Linked DNA regions of Homo sapiens: region 2 is linked to region 1. The links are chromatin loops, found by intact Hi-C in ENCODE. Cell type or tissue: mammary epithelial cell. All regions are shown on one strand. Links, peaks and the distances in the headings refer to the core of each region. The heading gives the core; the rest is flanking DNA. Region 1 holds the start of RNU1-2 (RNA, U1 small nuclear 2). Region 2 overlaps SDHB (succinate dehydrogenase complex iron sulfur subunit B).

Region 1 (2,915 bases), core at 195-2,694:
AAAAAAAAAAACCTACAAGATTCATGAAACTGGACAACTGTCTTTATAACATTACCAGTGATAAAACCAGTAAGGAAGGCTGGTTTGCAGTCATCTGAGCAGCCTCTTTACTTTCATAAACATGGTTTCTCTCGGCTTCCAATTGCAAGTGGAATGCTGCATCACAGGGATAAAGATGTGAAGAGAACCGGTTTCTTCTGTAATCCGAAACATTCTAGTCTGCGAATTAAAAGCCATTATTTGAAGAAGGATGCCCCGGCTCCATCTGGCCACCGAAAGGTTGCTCCTTAACACAGGCTAAGGACCAGCTTTTTTGGGAGAGAACAGACGCAGGGGCGGGAGGGAAAAAGGGAGAGGCAGACGTCACTTCCTCTTGGCGGCTCTGGCAGCAGATTGGTCAGTTGAGTGGCAGAAAAGCAGACGGGGACTGGGCAAGGCACTGTCGGTGACATCACGGACAGGGCGACTTCTATGTAGATGAGGCAGCGCAGAGGCTGCTGCTTCGCCACTTGCTGCTTCGCCACGAAGGAGTTCCCCTGCCCTGGGAGCGGGTTCAGGACCGCGGATCGGAAGAGAGAATCCCAGCTGTGTGTCAGGGCTGGAAAGGGCTCGGGAGTGCGCGGGGCAAGTGACCGTGTGTGTAAAGAGTGAGGCGTATGAGGCTGTGTCGGGGCAGAGCCCGAAGATCTCATACTTACCTGGCAGGGGAGATACCATGATCACGAAGGTGGTTTTCCCAGGGCGAGGCTTATCCATTGCACTCCGGATGTGCTGACCCCTGCGATTTCCCCAAATGTGGGAAACTCGACTGCATAATTTGTGGTAGTGGGGGACTGCGTTCGCGCTTTCCCCTGACTTTCTGGAGTTTCTAAAAGTAGACTGTACGCTAAGGGTCATATCTTTTTTTGTTTTGGTTTGTGTCTTGGTTGGCGTCTTAAATGTTAATCCTACAGTGGAGGGCTGGCGAATAGGAAGTAACATGTCGCCTGCACGCCATAGGAGAAAAAGCGAGCATCAGCCGTATCGGCTTTGTAACACAAATTAGCTATCGTGAAGTCCGCTCAGCTCTTCCCTTTCTACCCTGGCTGCTTTTTGCAGGGATTGGTCCGTGGTCTCCAGTCTCTTGGGTTCTCACCCTGTGTGAAAATCTTCCTGTTTTTCCCTACCCCCCAAGTCACCTCTTACACAGCCTCTGCTTCCAAGCGCAGCCCCCACAGGAGTTTGTAGGATTTCTGTGCTAGCGGGGAGTGTGTTCTCACCTCATAGAGCCAGGTAGAAACTACGCAGATGGGTGCTGTTCTCCAGGAAGAAAGCAGGGCCTTTGGGGCTCTCAGTGTCCCCGTTGGGTTGTAGACATAACACGCTTACTTTGCGTAGGGGAACGGCTCTGCCGGCCCCCAGGTGCCCTCGCGCATATTCATGGAGGCCCGTAGGTCAGAACCGCAGTCTCACCTGTCTTGGCGGAAATGCCCTGCGATCCTCCCGGAGATAGAAGGCGGGAAGTTTTATGAGGAGCCAGGTACAGTTTCCCTACTATCTCCGGCAGTTCATATATCTAGTGTTTCTTCAGACTTTATTTAAGCGACAGCTTCTTGTTTGATGTCTCGCTCCCACATCCTACATCCATTGCCAGGCAACTTTCTAGATAGCACCCAGACCCATCCTTCCCACCCCCAAGCAGCCGTTTCCTATTTCTGGTGCCAGTGTCCTCCCCAGTCCCTCTTTCTTCAGGCCCTCGCTTATCACCTTCATGGACAGAAAATACTTAGCTCTCTCTCAACCTGCGGTTTATACCTGACACGCGTCAGTACCCTGACAAATTCCTTAATACCCTTTCTCAAATGGCACTGAAAATGCATTTCTTTTTAACTCCCAGAAGTATCTAATTGGTTTTGTCCCTGAACTACATGAATACTAGTATTCCACTACAGAGGAAAACCCCAGGCCTAGCGATGGCGGTTCTGGGCATTGTGCCAGCCTCTCCCAGGGTATGTTTTCTGACATCACCTACTTTTGATCAACTGAGGTCAGGAGTTCGAGACCACCCTGACCAACATGGCGAAACTCCGTCTCTACTAAAAATAAAAATAAAAATAAATTGCCGGGCATGGTGGTGTGGGTCTGTAATCCCAACTACTCGGGAGGCTGAGGCAGGAGAATCGCTTGAACCCGGCAGGCGGAGGTTACAGTGAGCCGAGATCGTGCCATTGCACCCCAGCCTGGGCAATAGAGTGAGACTCTGTCTCAAAAAAAAAAAAAAAAAAATTAGTCCATCTGAGACATTGTTGTTGGAGACAGTAGAATCCTGCATCCAACAGGCACTTGGTGCAGATCTGAACCCATTGAGCTATTGGCTCATGTTCCCTATGTTCTATTAAGTATCATGAGCAGAAATTGAGCTCTTTGGCTTTTACCCACTGAGTATGGCTATAGGACAGGTCTCTCTCTCTCTCTCTCTCTCTCTCTCTCTCTCTTTCTCATTATTTGCATCATTATTTTTTGCCATCAGTGTGGGTTTTTGGTTTTGAGGCTATGAAGTGAATTTCTGGGGACAATCTCTGTTGGGTCGTGTTGACAAGGATCCAGTCCCTGTTTGGTGATACATGACAGCTAATCTGGTCTGTGAGTCTTCTTTATTGTCTATTTATTGTCCTGAGAATAATGGTATTTCCTGAAATTTGAGACTGCAGCAATGATAAGTTGTTCAGATCTTGTCTTTCCAATGTTTGGTAAAAATTTTATAGGCCCAATTGTTGTCAATATCTGCAAGAGTGGCATCTCTATTACAAGAGTGATCTTACTACTCAATGTCCCCCCTCCCACCCAACTTCATTTCCTAGGGGCTCTTGGCTTTAACGAATTTACTGTATCTAAAAGACATCTTAGTACAGGAAGAAAACTAAATCTGTAGCATG
Region 2 (2,898 bases), core at 1-2,500, 150 kb after region 1:
AAAGGAAAAAAAAATTAGAAATACAAGATAATTCCATTTTGCTGGCACAACAGATGTAACGCTGGATATAAACTCACACATTACTGACACATAATCTTCTTAGAAAAGGCAGGCATTCAATATCCAACAAGTATTAAGCACCTATCATATGCTAATATATCAGACATGGTATTAGGGGCTAGTGACACAGCACTTAATACACAAAAACCTTCATCTTCACAGAACTTACTTTGTAGTGAACAAGAGTTAAATTAAACATTCACGATGAATATAAAGAGCGATACTGTTGGGAAAGTACAGGGAGCTCTGGATGAATACAGCAGAGACTTCAATGAGTGAAGAGTCAGAGAAGGCTTCCTCACATGTCATCTAAGTGGAGGCTTGACAAACCAGAATTAAGGGGAAGGAGTGTGGGGTGTGGTCTGAGGGTGGTGGCTCATGCCTGCAGTCTCAGCACTTTGGGAGGCAGAAGTGAGAGAATTGCTTGAGCCCATGAGTTTGAGAGCAGTCTGGGAAACATGGCAAAACCCCATCTCTACAAAAAATAAAAAAATTAGCTGGGTGTCGTAGTGTGCGTCTCAGGAGGCAGAAGTGGGAGGACTGCTTGGGCCCGAGAGGTTGAGGCTGCAGTGAGCCAAGATCATGCCACTGCACTCTAGCCTGGGCAACAGAGTGAGACTCTTTTTCAAAAATACAAAATAAAAAAGAAAAAAAGAAAGAAAAGACTATACTCCAGGACTGCTAATTTTTAAAATAAACTGATATAGAAAAGTAAAAACTCGGAAGGTTAATTGACTAATTACAAAAAGATGCAGTGGTGTTTATTACTGAGGCAGGAGAACAGGGTTTAGAGACAGGGAGTCTTCACTACAGCCTCTGATTCGTCTCGGGCCAAGTCTTCATTTGCATAGGGTGTAACTAATAGGAAACCCGTACAGGGTACTTTAATCCCAGAAGACTGTGCAGCTGGGGCTCTTGAACCACTTGCTCAATCCCACTCCTACTCTATGGAGTGTACTTTCATTTCAATAAATCTATGCTTTCGTCTTCTGTTGCTTTGCTTGTGTGTTTTGTCCAATTTTTTGTTCAACATGCTAAAAACCTTGACGACTTGTGGTCAAGACCGTCTACCAGTAACATTATTTCTTGGTAAAGTGTCCCGTATTAACTGAAGCTGAAAATACAAACATCAGCTAACAGTAGAAAAGAAGAAAATATATGAAGAAAATGAAAGTTAAGATGAAAGCTATGTTTTACCTTATCACCAAGCTGGCTAAAATCATCAACAAAAGGAAAGCCATTTCTACAAATGTTTTTCACCGGGAACCCCATTTTGTAAACTGACATGAACATCTAATGCCACCTTGTGGTATTTGGGAGGAAGTGAGAGGAAAGATTCCTGAAGGTATCAACTCCAGTGGACTTTGCTTGCTTAATGTCCCATTTTTTTTTTGGTCTTTTTTCTGTGAGATTTAATAAGGTATAATTCATTATAATAAAATTCACTAATTTTAAGGGTATAATGAGTTTTGACAAAGCAATGTAATCCTACCACAATTACAACAGAGTATTTCCATCCAAAAAGGTCTTTTGTGCCCTTGATGGCAAACATAAGTCCCCTTTTCCTACCCTTAGCAACTGATCAGCTATCATCACGAGTCTGCCTTTTACAGAATTCATATAAATGGCATCATACGGTACGTAGTCTCATGTCTAGCTTCTTTCACTCAACATAATGCTTCTGAGATTCATATGTTACTGCATATAACCATAGTTAAATGCTTTTTTAAAAAATTAAACTATTTATTTATTTATTTATCTTTGAGACTGAGTTTTGCTCTTGTTGCCCAGGCTGGAGTGCAATGGTGCAATCTTGGCTCACCACAACCTCCGCCTCCCCGGTTCAAGCAATTCTCCTGCCTCAGTCTCCCGAGTAGCTGGGATTACAGGCATGTGCTACCAGGCCCGGCTAATTTTGTATTTTTAGTAGAGATGTGGTTTGTCTATGTTGGTCAGGGTAGTCTCAAACTCCCAACCTCAGGTGATCTGCCTGCCTTGGCCTCCCAAACTGCTAGGATTACAGGCGTGAGCCACCGTGCCTGGCCAACCTTTTTATTTTTTAATAATTATAGATTCATATGCATTTATAGAAAATAATACTGAGGCCAGGTGCAGTGGCTCACACCTGTATCCCAGTACTTTGGGAGGCCAAGACAGACGAATCACTTGAGGTCAGGAGTTCAAGACCAGCCTGGCCAACATGGTGAAACTCCGTCTCTACTAAAGATACAAAAATTAGCCCGGTGTGGTGGCACATGTCTGTAATCCCAGCTACTCGGGAGGCAGAGGCAGGAGAATCGCTTGACCCTGGGAGACGGAGATTGCAGTGAGCCAAGATTGCGCCACTGCACTCCAGCCTGGGTGACAGAGTGAGACGCTGTTTCAAAGAAACAAAACAAAACAAAAAGAAGAAAATAATACTGAGACTCCACATACTCTTCTCACCTGTAATCCCAGCACTTTGGGAGGCTGAGGTTGGGAAATCACCTGAGATCAGGGATTCAAGACCAGCCCAGCCAACATGGTGAAACCCCGTCCCTACTAAAAATACAAAAAAACGAATTAGCAGGGTGTGGTGGCGTGTGCCTGTAATCCCAGCTACTAGGGAGGCTGAGGCAGGAGAATGGCTTGAACTTGGGAGGTAAAGGTTGCAGTGAGCTAAGACTGTGCCACTGTATACCACCCTGGGTGACAAAGTGAAACTCAAGCTAAAAAAAAAAAAAAAAGAGAGAGAGTTTTGCTCTGTCACTGATTGTGCAGTGGCATGATCACAGCTCACTGCAGCCTCAACCTTCTGGACTCAAGCGATCCTCCCATCTCAGCTTCCCCAGTAGCTAG

The links. A loop is a pair of places that touch in the nucleus more often than their neighbours do. Peaks named below come from ENCODE experiments on the same cell type or tissue, not always from the same donor. Only the 100,000 strongest peaks of a DNase experiment are listed, where the experiment ranks them.
Region 2: it touches region 1 in a loop (11-fold over the local background); 10 of 110 quality-filtered maps call a loop at or near these places.

The regions. Positions count from the first base shown.
Region 1 is chr1:16,895,290-16,898,204 of GRCh38, forward strand. RNU1-2 (RNA, U1 small nuclear 2) reads left to right here and starts at 691; the gene lies at 691-854. RefSeq lists enhancers at 53-986, 987-1,919 and a silencer at 729-808. In mammary epithelial cell, for the core only: no CTCF peak of the experiment used is centred there; DNase peaks (open chromatin) are centred at 932, 1,345, 1,682, 2,530 and 1 weaker place; H3K4me3 peaks cover 132 bases; H3K27ac peaks cover 801 bases.
Region 2 is chr1:17,044,912-17,047,809 of GRCh38, forward strand. The region is part of intron 1 of SDHB (succinate dehydrogenase complex iron sulfur subunit B); the gene reads right to left. Among named protein-coding and RNA genes, the nearest start is that of SDHB, 7.7 kb to the right of the region's middle. In mammary epithelial cell, for the core only: a CTCF peak has its summit at 1,368 (motif pointing left); no DNase peak of the experiment used is centred there.